Regions from separate parts of the Homo sapiens genome. Here region 1 is linked to region 2. A link is an interaction called in ENCODE POLR2A ChIA-PET data of the cell type or tissue named here. Cell type or tissue: Panc1. All regions are shown on one strand. Links, peaks and the distances in the headings refer to the core of each region. The heading gives the core; the rest is flanking DNA.

Evidence for each region. Peaks named below come from ENCODE experiments on the same cell type or tissue, not always from the same donor. Only the 100,000 strongest peaks of a DNase experiment are listed, where the experiment ranks them.
Region 1: POLR2A ChIA-PET joins it to region 2 with 5 read pairs; 2 of 35 experiments call an interaction of 5 or more read pairs at or near these places.

Annotation. Positions count from the first base shown.
Region 1 is chrX:48,853,311-48,859,335 of GRCh38, reverse strand. No RefSeq gene overlaps it. Among named protein-coding and RNA genes, the nearest start is that of PCSK1N, 21 kb to the right of the region's middle. In Panc1, for the core only: no CTCF peak of the experiment used is centred there; no DNase peak of the experiment used is centred there.
Region 2 is chrX:48,644,197-48,652,738 of GRCh38, reverse strand. The region is part of intron 1 of LOC124905186 (a long non-coding RNA gene); the gene reads right to left. Among named protein-coding and RNA genes, the nearest start is that of WAS, 35 kb to the left of the region's middle. RefSeq lists an enhancer at 3,673-4,335. In Panc1, for the core only: no CTCF peak of the experiment used is centred there; a DNase peak (open chromatin) is centred at 4,295.

The DNA.
Region 1 (6,025 bases), core at 1-4,000, 210 kb before region 2:
CTCAGTCCAAGGAAGGTCAGTTGAAGTCCTTACTGTACAAGTCCAAATGTTAAGGAAAATGAGTCCCGCGATGAGTTTTCTCATGCTTCAGCCGTGCGTGGACCAGTCAGCTTCCGGGTGTGACTGGAGCAGGGCTTGTCGACTTCTTCAGAGTTACTTTGCAGGGGTTGGCGAAGCTGCTCCCGTCCACATACCGCTCACAGTCTACTGATGTTCAAGGATGGTCTCAAAGGTTGGGCCCACTAGAATAAACTGAGTCCAATACCTCTACACAGTTGTGTTCAACTGGGCTCTCTGATACTGGGAGCAAGGTAGCTGGGTTTAGGGTGTTGCAAACTTCAGTGGTTATGTGGGGATTTTCACATAGCAAGCTTTGGTACTTGGTTAATCTAGCATTTGTTATCCAGTGATGTCCTTTGGTATTCATCAAAGTTACCACAGCATGGGGGGCCTTTATATTCAGGTTTTGCCCAAGGGTTAGTTTATCTGCTTCTTGTGCTAACAGGGCCATTGCTGCCAGGGCCCTTAGACATGGGGGCCAGCCTTTGGAAACCCCGTCTAGTTGTTTTGAGAGAGGGCCCCACAGTCTGGGTTAAAACTCCAAAACTGCCATTTTTTCTCTTTCTGACACATAGAGTGTAAAGGGTTTTGTCAGGTCAGGTAGCCCCAGGGCTGGGGCCGACATGAGTTTTTCTTTTAACTCATGAAAAGCTCATTGCTGTTGGTTGTAATAGATGTAGTTTATCCAATCTAAATTTTTATTAACTGTCACCGACCAAAATATTGACTCAAATCCTGCAGCTATTTGATTTCAAGCTTTAAATTGATCTGGTATTCCCCATGGGACTCCAATTGCGTCTAAATAGACATGAGAGTCGAAAGACCTATAAGGGGCTTCTCTCGCTTTACAATGTCTTATTTTTCCTCCCTCTGGTTGATGAAATGCCAGGGTGAAAGGGATAGCCAATTGGACTAAAGTACAAGTGCCACTCCAGTTATTCGGCAGAGTGCCCAATAAAGGTCCACCCCAATACCACCACACATCCACTCAGGGATGAACAAGCGCTGACTGATTGATAAGCTCTTGAAAATTATTAAGCTCACTGCATCCCTTCAGGTCTCCAAGGAATGCTAAGTTTCCTCCCTGTCGTGAGAGACAAGAAGTGAAGTTAGTGTTGGGAGACGGAAGCTGGATGGCCCTTGGGGGCTGACCCACAGGGTGCCGTACTTTGGGATATAGCAGAGAGAGCTTGGCACGACTTATCACTCCAGGCTGTAGAATCCTGGAAAAGAGCTACCATGCAGCGCATGCCTGGTCCACTGGAGGACCACCTTAGTGGAAAGGGGACAATCTGGGACTCTGGCCTGCCATATGCACAAGCATAAGAATTGCTTTTGTTTAAGGTGCAGACGGAATATTTGATCCATTCCAACCAGGCATTTGCATCTTGGTATCCTGTCTTAATTGCCAAAGTTTGTTTTAAGTCTTTAACTTCTATGATCCTCTAGTAAAATGAATGTATGATTTTAGGAAATTACAAAAACCAGTTGGGGCAGTCCATCCTTGCACTTTAGTGGTCCACAGAATGTTGGACCAAGTACAGCATAAAAGCTCTACATTGGGGAGCAAGACTCCTGGTTGACACTGGAGTCTTTATTGAAATTTCCCCTGATTAAATGGTCCTAATTTACCAATGCCCAGTCTGAGGAGAGTCAGGAGGGACAGATGTATTTTTCTCAAGTACAGAACTGTCTTTGACTTGGCAGGTCCCCACAGGGTATAACAAGACAAGCATTAAATGCAATAGTCTGAGGTAAAATTGACTTGGTTATGTTAATAACTAGATGGTCAGCAATAGAGCGAGGAAAGAAGAAAGAGTAATAGAATAGATGAAAGAGTTAAATTTTTCTTAGCTTTAGTTTGGTAGGGTTTTCCCCTGGGACTATGGCCCATGATTCTGGAGGGGGTGGCGCTTTCTTGACTCAGGTGTGATGAGTCCATCCTTTTTTCGCTGTACGAACAGCAGTCTCGGTGGTTAGCAGCACAAGATAGGGTCCTTCCTAGGCTGGCTCGAGTTTCCTTTTTTTTCATCCTTTGATGAGAACGTGATCTTCAGGCTGGTGCTGGTGCTGGTTTACTGGAAATTCTAGGGGTGGTACATGTGCTAAAAGACTTTTAGTTTTGAGGGAAAGGGAAGTGGAGGATTAACCAAGTATATAATTTTTAAGAAACTGACCTTTTGTTTTAAATGTGGGGACATCAGCAGTGGACATTATAGTCCTTGGTGACTTTCTACTGAGAAATTTCCTTTAGCACCTATTTTTATTAGTTTTTGGACCAAAGAAGTCAAACACCATTTTATATTTGATAATGCTTCCTGTATGATTTTTATACCAGATAAGCTAAATTTCACCTTTATATTAGTGTGTTATTAATGTTAAACTTAGTTTTTTTTTTTTTTTTTGAGATGGAGTCTCACTCTGTCACCCAGGCTGGAGTGTGGTGGCTCCATCTCGGCTCACTGCAAGCTCTGCCTCCCTCCTGCCTCAGCCTCCCGAGTAGCTGGGACTACAGGCGCCTGCCACCACGCCCGGCTAATTTTTTGTATTTTTAGTAGAGACGGGGTTTCACCGTGTTAGCCAGGATGGTCTCGATCTCCTGACCTTGGGATCTGCCCGCCTCGGCCTCCCAAAGTGCTGGGACTACAGGCGTGAGCCACTGCGCCCGGCCAATGTTAAACTTAGTTTTAATAAAACTTTGCAGACATATTTATTCAGTTTTTAATGTCAGACCATAAGGTAAGATTTTTATAGACTCTTTTTAACCTTTTATAATCTGTGTTAAAGAGCAGGTTAGTGCTTTAAGAGAAACACGTTGTGTTTTTATTTTAATGTTCACTTCACAGAAAAACTGGATGATACCCCTTTAACTTTAGCTAATATGTTTACACGCAGAATTTTTTTTACAATTAACATTTTAAAACTTGCTTAAACCTTCAAAACAAATTTGTTTTAACCTTTTAATGTAGGTAAAAATTTACATTCTTATGCCACCTTATAATCCTTTTACCAAAGGTATATTTTACTTTCCTTATACACCTTGCACATAAACTATTTTTTCAATAGTTTTACATTCAGGAGGCTTAGTTACTTTTAAATTATACAACATTTCTTGCATAAATTCTTTTTTTATAATATATATTTTTTCTCTTTCATGACTTTCACAGACAATTCTTTGACCTGCCTCAACTTTCAGACTTATTACAAACATTTCTTTCTTTAAACAACCAGTTAATTTATTTCAGGACAAGAATTTACCATATAATATTCTTTTTACATAAACTCTGCCCCCATCTTTTCCCCCCTTTTTTTTTTCTTCTAAGATAACCATTCTTTTCCAAAGTGAACTTCCTTTATGTCTGTGGGCTAGATTGTCTAAGGCCACAAGATTAGAAGTTATTATAATACATGTTACATTGTTAACTTTTAGCAAACTTTACTTTTGTTGAAAATCTTGTAAGTTTGGGATTTCAATTATCCTTTGCTATTAATAAGACCTTGTTTAGTCCAAATTAACTTAGAATTGGTATAGATGGCTTTTTTTTCTTCAATTACCTGGGAGGAAGCATCTATCATCCTGTCCTGAAGGGAGTTCCTCCTAGGTCTGATCAGACCTTTGTATGGTAATTAAGATTTAGATCCCCTGTTAGGAAACCTGCTGGGTTAAGGGAATTTTCAGTGGTTAATGTTAAATCATCTTTTTTTTTCCCCCGCTTAGGATACTTCTGAACTAGTGAGGTGTGCTCATAATGAGATTTCCTCTAAAAGTTATTTTTCTACTTTATTCTGTTAGCAAAGCAGTTGCCACTACAGATTGAATGCATTTGGGCCATCCACAGGTTACTGGGTTAAGGATTTTTGATAGGAAGGCTACAGGTAGTCAGTGGCCTCAATGCTTTCAGGCTACGCCCTTGTTTACACTTACAACAAGGTTGTATTGGAGTGTTGTAGGGTCACGGAGAAGACCTTCAATTATCAATTATAGGTATTAAATTTACCCGGGCTTTTAAAGGAATAGATAGGGTACGCTGTTTTTTTTTTTTTTAACTACTTGTATATTTCTCTCTTTCTTTTTTTGACTTTCTGTCTCTCTTTTTGACTTTCCTTTTGCCTCTGTCTCTTCCTCTCTTTTTCTCCTCGACTCCCTCTTTGTCTCTCTGTCTCTTCCTCTCTCTCTTTGCCTCTTTCCTCTCTGTCTCTTTCCTCTCTCTCCCTCTGCTGGTCTTTCCTTGCCTCTGCCAGCCGCTTATGCTGCTGTTCTCTCAACCACTGTGTGTGTGGGGGGGTCTAAAACCACCTGTAACCAAGTGTCTAGCTACGGGAACTGGTCTGGGTTCCCTGGCTTACAGGTTACCTTGTGCCATACCTTTAAAACAAGGGACCTGTCCAAGCTTCCTTCTGATGGCCAACCCACCTCTAATGCTGGCCAGTCTATTTCACACAAAGTTCTAAGTTTTCCTGGTGTCATAGTAACACTGTAATCTCCCGTAAATCCTTTCTTGAAAATTTTCAACATAGTTCCTAGTGGGGTGGGCTTACCTTGTGCCCGACCCATGCTTCCTCAAGACAAAACACCACTCTCACACCACACACACACCACAAAACAAAGAACGGGTAAAAAGGGCACACACACACTTTTACAGTTTACACCAAACCAGAATCAAAACCAAAATCAGAGTATCCAGAAATCTAAGCCAGGTCAAAACCAAAACCAAAGTATCAAGCAACCCAAGTCAAGTCAAAAACAAAAACCAAAGTGCCGGTACAGGCACATCGTGGGTGATCAGGCCACGCTTCCATTGAAATGGAGTGGGCAAGTTCCAAAGACCAGTCTTACCAAGTTTCAGATGTCCAGACTCCAAGTGCCAGTTCCTTCCCGGTGTTCAGCCACTGAGTTGATCTTCCACAGGGGCCTGCCACATGCTGCTCTGGTGAGGCGTTCCACTGGGGTAATTGCCTACCCCGGGGCACTCTCAGGATCCGCGTCACTCAAGCTGGCTGGAGTCCCCTGCAGGGATGCTCCACAGGGCAGGCCTAAGCTGCCTAAGGGGCTGCCTCCACCATCCATTAATCACCTTTCTAACTGGTCAGGGAACCAAGTAATGTAGCAGGACAAGCCTCAGACAAAATCCCTCAGACACCGAGTTAAAGAAGGAAGGGCTTTATTCAGCTGGGAGCTTCAGCAAGACTCACATCTCCAAAAACTGAGCTCCCCGAGTGAGCAATTCCCATCCCTTTTAAGGGCTTACAACTCTAAGGGGGTCCACGTGAGAGAGTCATGATCAATTGAGCAAGCAGGGGGTACGTGACTGGGGGCTGCATGCACTGGTAATCGGAACGGGACAGAATAGGACAGGGATTTTCACAATGCTTTTCCATACAATGTCTGGAATCTATAGATAACATAACTGGTTAGGTCAGGGGTCAATCTTTAACCAGGCCCAGGGTGTGGCAGCCTATGGATTTCATTTCTGCCTTTTAGTTTTTACTTCTTCTTTCTTTGGAGGCAGAAATTGAGCATAAGACAATATGAGGGGTGGTCTCCTCCCTTAGACTAATGGTTTTATAAAGGGGCTAATACAATAAATTGGTACCAGGAGTTGGGTGCTGCTATAAGGATACCCAAAAATGTGGAAGCAACTTTGGAACTGGGTAACAGGCAGAGGTTGGAACAGTTTGGAGGGCTCTAAAGGAGACAGGAAGATGTGGGGAAGTTTGGAACTTCCTAGACATTTGTTGAATGGCTTTGACCAAAATGCTGGTAGTGATATGAAAAATAAATTCCAGGCTGATATGGCCTCAGATGGAGATGAGGAACCTGTTGGGAACTGGAGCAAAGGTATGCTTTAGCAGAGACTGGTGGCTTTTTGCCCCTGCCTTGGAGATCTGTGGAACTTTGAACTTGAGAGAGATTATTTAGGATACCTGGCGGAAGAAATTTCTAAGCAGCTAAGTGTTCAAGAGG
Region 2 (8,542 bases), core at 2,719-6,718:
ACGATTAATGTGCATATCCATCCCCAGCCCTGATAACTGTAACACCTTCATAACAAAAGTGGAAACCTGGGCCGGGCGTGGTAGCTCACGCCTGTAATCCCAGCACTTTGGGAGTCCCAGGCAGGCTGATCACCTTAGGTCAGGAGTTCGAGACCATCCTGGCCAACATGGTGAAACCCCATCTCTACTAAAAAAAAAAAAAAAATTAGCTGGGCCTGGTGGTGCATGCCTGTAATTCCAGCTACTCAGGAGGCTGAGGCAGGAGAATCGTTTGAACCCAGGAGGCAGAGATTGCAGTGAGCCGAGATCACGCCATTGCACTCCAGCCTGGATGACAGAGCAAGACTCTTATCTCAAAAAACAAAACAAAACCAAGTGGAAGCCTGAAACAGATGAATAAAGTGATTTGTACAAAGTGAGGCAGCCAGTTAGTGTCAGAGACCTCTAAGTGTCTCAACTCAGTCCATCTCTTTGTCACTTTTTCCATAGCAAGCTAGCTCCTTCTCCTGCTCCATCTCACTAATTGCTAGTAGATCAATTTTCTTAGGTTGGTATGTCATTCTGTGCATAATGCACAGAAATCGCCTTGCAAAAGCCAAAGTAGCTTTGATGTGACTTCTAAAACGAAACTGCTGCTGCTCAGTGGAGAATGATCTTAAAAGGCTGCCAAGGCATGCCCTTCATGTCAGAAATGTCTACCATTGCTTTTCATGCATGTCTCTGCCACTGTGCAAACTATATCTTTTGTTCTAATCAAATAATTTAATAATAAATATTGCAGAAACTGTTTTAAATCTCTTATACTAATTATATTAATTGACCTAATTTTCACAGCAACCCTATGAGTACGGGTTTATCTCCATCTTGTTTTATTTAATTTGGAGACAGAGTCTCACTCTCTCGCCCAGGCTGGAGTGCAATGGCACGATCTCCACTCACTGCAGCCTCCTCCTCCTGGGCCCAAGCGATCTTCCCACCTCAGTCCCCCAAGTAGCTGAGACTACAGGTGTGCACCACCACACTCAGCTAATTTTTGTATTTTTTGTAGAGACGGGATTTTGCCGTGTTGCCCAGGCTGGTCTTGAACTCCTGACCTCAAGCAATCCACCCACCTCTGCCTCTCAGAGTGCTGGGATTACAGGCATGAGCCACCACGCCCAGCTCATATACCCATTTTAAAGATGAGGAAAGTGCAGCACAGAGACATTCAGTAACTGGCACAGCTAATAAGTGGCAGAACTGGAATTCAAATCCAAGCTAACTCCAGAGTCCCCCTCTTTACCACCACACACTGCCAACAGAAATGTTGTTCTGACTGCAAAGAAATTGCTCACTTTTTAATTTAAGAAAAAAGGATGATCAAGAGAATGAGATGATAGCCAGGTGTGGTAGTGTGCACCTGTAATCCCAGCTACTTGGAGGTTGAGGCAGGAGAATTGCTTGAACCCAGGAGGCAGAGGTTGCAGTGAGCCGAGATTGCACCACTGCACTCCAGCCTGGGTGACAGAGTGAGACTCCGTTCCCCCCTCCCCACAAACGTGAATGAAATGACAAGCCACAATATTTGCAAAAGAGGTGTCTGATAAATGACTATTATCCAAAATTGCAAAGAGCTCTTAAAACTCAACGGTAAGAAAATGAACAACCTGATTAAAAAATGGGCAAAAGACCTGAATAGACACCTCACCAAAGAAGGTGGACAGATGGCAAATAAGCATATGAAGATGCCCAACATCATATGTCATTAGAGACTTGCAAATTAAAACAACAGTTAGGCTGGGCGCAGTGGCTCATGCCTGTCATCCCAGCACTTTGGGAGACCAAGGCGGGCGGATCACCTGAGGTCAGGAGTTCAAGACCAGCCTGACCAACATGGAGAAACCCCGTCTCTACTAAAAATACAAAATTAGCTGGGCGTGGTGGCACATGCCTGTAATCCCAGCTACTAGGGAGGCTGAGGCAGGAGAATTGCTTGAACCTGGGAGGCGGAAGTTGCGGTGAGTCAAGATCGCGCCATTGCACTCCAGCCTGGGCAACGAGAGTGAAACCCTGTCTCAAAATTAAAAAAATAAAAAATAAAATAAAACAACAGTGAGATGCCACTACACACCTATTAGAATGGTGAAAACAACACACTGACAACACCAAATGCTGTCGAGGATGTGGAGCAACAGAAACTCTCATTCATGAGAATGCAAAATGGCACAGCCACTTTGGAAGACAGTTTGGCGGCTTCTTACAAAACTAAACATACTCTTACTATACCATCCAGTAATTGCATTCCTTGATATTTACCCAAATGACTTGAAAACTTATGTCCCCACGTAAATCTACACACAGGAATGTTTATAGCAGCTTTATTCATAATTGCAAAAACATGGAAGCAACCAAAATGTCCTTTGGTAGGTGAGTGGATAAATAAACTGGTACATCCAGATAGTGGAATATTATGCAGTGAGAAAAAGAACTGAGCTACCAAGCCATAAAAAGACATGGAAGAGGCCAGGCGCGGTGGCTCATGCCTGTAATCCTAGCACTTTGGGAAGCGGAGGCAGGTGGATCACTTGAGGTCAGGAGTTTGAGACCAGCCTGGCCAACATGGTGAAACCCCATCTCTACTAAAAATGAGCTGGGCGTGGTGGCACACGCCTGTAATCCCAGCTACTCAGGAAGCTGAGGCAGGAGAATCACTTGAACCCGGGAGGCGGAGGTTGCAGAGAGCCGAGATCGCGCCACTGCACTCCAGCCTGGGTGACAGAGCGAGACTCTGTCTCAGAAAAAAAAAAAAAAATGGAGGAAACTTAAATGCATATTACTAAGTGATAGGTTTGGCTGTGTCCCCACCCAAATCTCATCTTGAATTATAGCTCCCATAATTCCCACGCGTTGTGGGAGAGACCCAGTGGGAGATAACTGAATCATGGGGGGCAGTTTCCCTCATATTGTTCTCATGGTAGTGAATAAGTCTCACAAAATCTGATGGTTTCATAAGGGGAAAACCCTTTTGCTTGGTCCACATTCTCTTTTATCTGCCACCATGTAAAACATGCCTTTTACCTTCCACCATTATTGTGAGGCCTCCCCAGCCACGTGGAACTGTGACTCCGTTAAACCTCTTTATAAATTACCCAGTCTTGGGTATGTCTTTATAAGCAGCATGAGAACAGACTGATATACTAAGTGAAAGAAGCCAATCTGAAAAGGCTACATACTGTATGATTCCAACTATATGACATTCCGGAAAAGGCAAAACTAAGGAGGCAGTAAAAAGATTAGTGGTTTACAGGAGTTGAGGGGAAGGAGAGATGAATAAGTGGAGCACAGAGGATTTTTAGGGCAGTGAAACTACTCTGCATGATACTGCAATGATGGATATGTGTCCTTGTATCTTTGTCAAAACCCATAAAATATACAACACGAGTGAGTCATAATGTAAACTATGGACTTTGGGTGATGATGATGCGTCAATTGCAGGTTCATCAATTGCAACAACTGTACAGCTCTGGTTAGGGGTGGTGATAGTGACAGAGGTTGTGGGTGTGTAGGGGCAGGAGTTATCTGGGAAATTTCTGCACTTTCTGCTCAATTTTGCCATGAACCTAAAACTGCTCTAAAAAATAAAGTCTTAAAAAAAGATGAAATTTTAAAACAATGATTCCAAAGTCATTTTGGGCATGTTGGCATCCTGAGATTATAAACAAGATTATGATTATAAACGAGGTCATGGTTATGATCAGAGGAAACTATGTGCTTTGTAGCAAACTGTTTCCTTGAAAAATTTCTGAACTGTACATTTGTAAGCATCAAGCTGAATGGATACAGTATGAAAACACTGTCCACCAGCTCTTTCCAAATGTAGAGCAGTTAATGGGTAAAAAGGAAGCCACTACTCTTTGTCTTCATCCATTTCCGAGAGAGAAGAGCAATACTTAAATTGTCTTTGATGCTATTTGTTTGACACCATTAATTCTTGTCATGCAATGTTTTTCTCTTTCATTTCTCAGCATGGGAAAAAAGGTGGAACAAAGAGAACCCCAGGCCTGGCCCTGTGAGTCTTCTTGGCCTTCTGTTAAATCACTGGCTTTCTAATTGGGCGACAGCTGGGGAGGATCCCTGCTGCTCCCCAGGGTTTCCTGAGGCCGCACGCAGCCTTTCCCCCCAACCTTGTAAGGGAGAGGAAATGGCATGGATCTGTCCAAGCTCTCTAACCAGAAACTGCATCTGTTAGCTCATGTCAGAGTGACCTAAAAGTTGCCTCTTGGCAACGCTTGGGCGATAGAAGAGACTCCTGCTGCCACCCTCAGGGTAAAATGAATAACTGAATTAGATACTTGAAATCAGAAGGGAAAACATATCGGGATCTTGTTGACAATTCATCCCTTCTATCCATTCCTTTATTTTATTTTTATTTTTAATCTTTTTATTTATTAATTTTGTACTTGGTTTAGCTCATGATTTCATTATTTTATTTTTTGGGGGACAGGCTTTCATTCTGTCACCCAGGCTGGAGTGCAGTGGCATGATCTCAGCTCACTGCAGCCTCGACCTCCTTGGCTCAGGCAATCCTCCCACCTCAGCCTCCTAAGTAGCTGGGACCACAGGCATGAGCCACCACGCCCAGATAATTTTTTTTATTTTTGGTAGTGACGAGGTCTCCCTATGTTGCCCAGCGTGGTCTTGAACTCCTGGAATCAGGCGATCCTTCCACTTCAGCCTCCCAAGTAGCTGAGACTACAGGTGTGAGCCACCACATGTGGCTAATTTTTGTATTTTTAGTAGAGACGGAATCTCACAATGTTGCCCAGGCTACATCTTGAACCCCTGGGCTCAAGCAATTCGCCTGCCCCGGCCTCCCAAAGTGCTGGGATTACAGGCATGAGCCACCATGCCTGGCCTCTATCAATTCCTTTACTAACAATTGACGTACGTTTGGAATCTTCCCTATAGAAATAGCATGCATTGTAGGCACTTCATCAGCCACCAACTTCTACTGCCTTCACTTGGTTGTAGTTCCCAATGATTCCAAAGACATGAGAGATTGTTTTTCAAAAAATATGTATTAAATACCTGTTGCACATGGCAGCTTGCCAGGTAATGTGTAAGGATAATGAAACCTGCCTGGCCTCTCCTCTCCAGAAATGTATCATTGCAGAGGGGCACAGGGATGAAAAGACATCTATTTGGCCAAACCCAATGTGTATTAGTGTTAAATAAAAACACTCAAAAACATTTTAAAAAGAAGAGCACAGGTGCAAGAAAAAGCAGAGTCAGAATGAACCAATACAGAGGTGGAAAGCTACTTCCCTTTAACATATTCCAGCCACAGACGCATACATTTTGGGAACAGGGTTAAGAAAGGGTAGAAAGCAAAAGAATGGGGCCAGGTGAGGTGGCTCACACCTGTAATCCTAGCACTTTGGGAAAAACAGTGTGAAACCCCGTCTCTACTAAAAATACAAAAATTGGCCGGGCGCAGAGGCTCACATCTGTAATCCCAGCACTTCGGGAGGCCGAGGTGGGTGGATCACCTGAGGTCAGGAGTTCAAGACCAGCCTGGCCAACATGGTAAAACCCCGTCTCTACTAAAAATACAAAAATTAGCCAGGCACGGTGGTGGGTGCCTGTAATCCCAGCTACTTGGGAGGCTGAGGCAGGAGAATTGCTTGAACCTGGGAGGCAGAGGTTGCAGTGAGCCAAGATCGCACCACTGCACTCCAGCCTGGACAACAAAGCAAGACTCGGTCTCAGAAAATAAATAAATAAATAAATAAATATACAAAAATCAGCCAGTCGTGGTGGCACACGCCTGTAATCTCAGCTACTCAGGAGGCTGAGGCAGGAGAATTGCTTGAACCTGGGAGGCAGAGGTTGCAGTGAGCCAAGATCACACCACTGCACTCCAGCCTGGGTGACAGAACCAGACTCCTCAACTCTAAAAAAAATAATATAATAATAATAATAATAATAATAATAAAGAAAGCAAAGAATAGGGCCTCTAGAGAACAAAATTTTGGCAGAAGTGGTTGGGATTAAATCCTATGTGGTTAAACAAAGCCCCATTAGCCAAGGGTCTAAGCTTTTCTACATTGTATTCTTTCTGTCATCATCATCATCACTTTTTTTTTCTTGAGACGGAGTCTCACTCTGTTGCCCAGGCTGGAGTGCAGTGGTGCGATCTCGGCTCACTGCAACCTCTGCCTCCCAGGTTCAAGTGATTCTCCTGCCTCAGCCTTCCAAGTAGCTGGAATTACAGGCACATGCCACCATGCCTGGCTAATTTTTTGTATTTTTAGTAGAGACAGGGTTTCACCATGCTGGCCAGGCTGGTCTTGAACTCCTGACCTCAGGTGATCCACCCACCTCGGCCTCCCAAAGTGCTGGGGTTAGAGGCGCGAGCTACTGTGCCTGGCCTCATCATCACTTTTTAAACTGTTAAAGAACATCTACTTCCGGCAGTTACCACCTGGATAATATGTCCCTTTGGTCACCTCTGGTTCTAATTCCACTGTCCCCAGAATTCTTGTTCTTTTCTCTGTTTCTCTGTGTTTATAGGGCCAAGGGAGAAAGATGACAAGCTGACAAGCCCGGGCCACACAGCAGAAAATATAACAAAGTCAAACAGAGGACATCCACTTTCTTAGAAGTCCCCTTACCTCCCAGCAGCTGAAGATTCCTGCTGCCCACAGAACCCCCAGGCTTACCTCTCCCTCCCCATTTCTTCCTCACTCCATTCCTGAAAGATTGCCTCTGGCTGTCTGCTTCAGGCAATGCCCGGCGCAAGACCCAAGTTAGAATTCTTATCTTTTTTCATTTTGTTCTTTTAGAAGATCCTCCCTTCTGCAAAGGTTGCCACTTTTTTGAGACAATAGGGAGAATATTGGTGACGTCATTATAAATTATTAAGATATGATATTTATATTTTGAAATTGTAAGAAAATTAGGCAGGGCATGGTGGCTCATTGCCTATAATCCCAGCACTTTTGGAGGCCAAGTTGGGAGGATGGCTTGAGGCTAGGAGTTCGAGACCAGCCTGGCGAACATGGCGAAATCCTGTCTTTACGAAAAAAGAAAAAGAAAAAGAAAAATTAGCTGGGTGTGGTGGTGCATGTCTGTATTCCCAGCTACTTGGGAGCCTGAGATGGGAGGATAGCTGGAGGCCGGGAGGTCAAGGCTGTAGTGAGCTATGATCACACCACTGCACGCCAGCCTGGGTGACAGAGCAACACCCCGTCACTGAAAGAAAAGAAAAAATAAATTGTAAGAAAATTAATACATGATATGGATACTACCTCCCCCCCCAAAAAAAACCTAGCTGTAAACATATGTGTGTATGCATGGTGCATGGGAGAGGGGCAGAGTGTTGCCACCTTTCAATTTTGCCGAGTTAGGACATTAAACAAACTAACAAAGCCTCACTGTCTAACTATTTTATGAAATAACAAACATGATTTTATCGTTAAAAAGGAAAGCAGGGACACCCCATCCTCTACAGCTTCAGAGGAGAAAGAATGGATTTTTAACGTTCTCACCACACAAAAATGATAAATTGGTGAGGTATTGGGTGTGTTAATTAGCTTGACTCTCTATAATGTGTACATAAATCAAAACATCATGTTGTACTGCCTGAATAAACAAAATAATTATAAATTTTAAAAAAATCGTAGACTGGGCACAGTAGCTCATGCCTGTAGACCCAGCACTTTGGGTGGCTGACGCGGGAGGACTGCTTGTGCCCAAGAGGTCAGGGCTGCAGTGAGCTGTGATCACGCCACTGCCCTCCAGCCTGGATTACAGAGTGAGACCCAGTCTCAAAAATAATATATAATAATAAAAAGGGCCGGGCGCCGGTGGCTCATGCCTGTAATCCCGGCACTTTGGGAGGCCAAGACAGGCAGATCACCTGAGGTCAGGAGTTCGAGACCATCCTGGCCAATATGGTGAAACCCCGTCTCTACTAAAAATACAAAAATTAGCCTGCTGTGGTGGCACACACCTGTAATCCCACCTACTCAGGAGGTGGAGGCAAGAGAATTGCTTGAACCCAGGAGGCAGAGGTTGCAGTGAGCCGAGATGACACCACTGCACTCCAGCCTCGGCGACAGAGCGAGACTCTGTCTCAATAAGTAGGAGAAGGAGAAGGGGAGGAAGGGGAGCAAGGGGAGGAAGAAGAATGGCTGTGCAGATGTCAAGCAGGAGAGTGAGAAGGAAGGAGACTTCCAGCTTTCCAGCATCTGCTGAGGGGATAAGGAAATCAGCTTGGGATACTGGTAGACTTTGGCAGACCTTTGGAAGGAGTTGGGAATTTCTTCCCCGGGACAAACAAAAGATGTTTATGATGGTGTTAAGGCCCATCAGCACTTGTGCTCCATCACTTCTTGGTGTAAGAATTGGTGTGGCTGGCCGGGCGCAATATCCATTGAACAGCAACTCCCCATTTCCCCATCCTCTCAGCCCCTGGCAACCACCATCCTAGTGTTTTGTTTCTATGAGTTTGACTACTCTGGATACCCCATATAAGTGGAATCATGCCATAGTCATACAA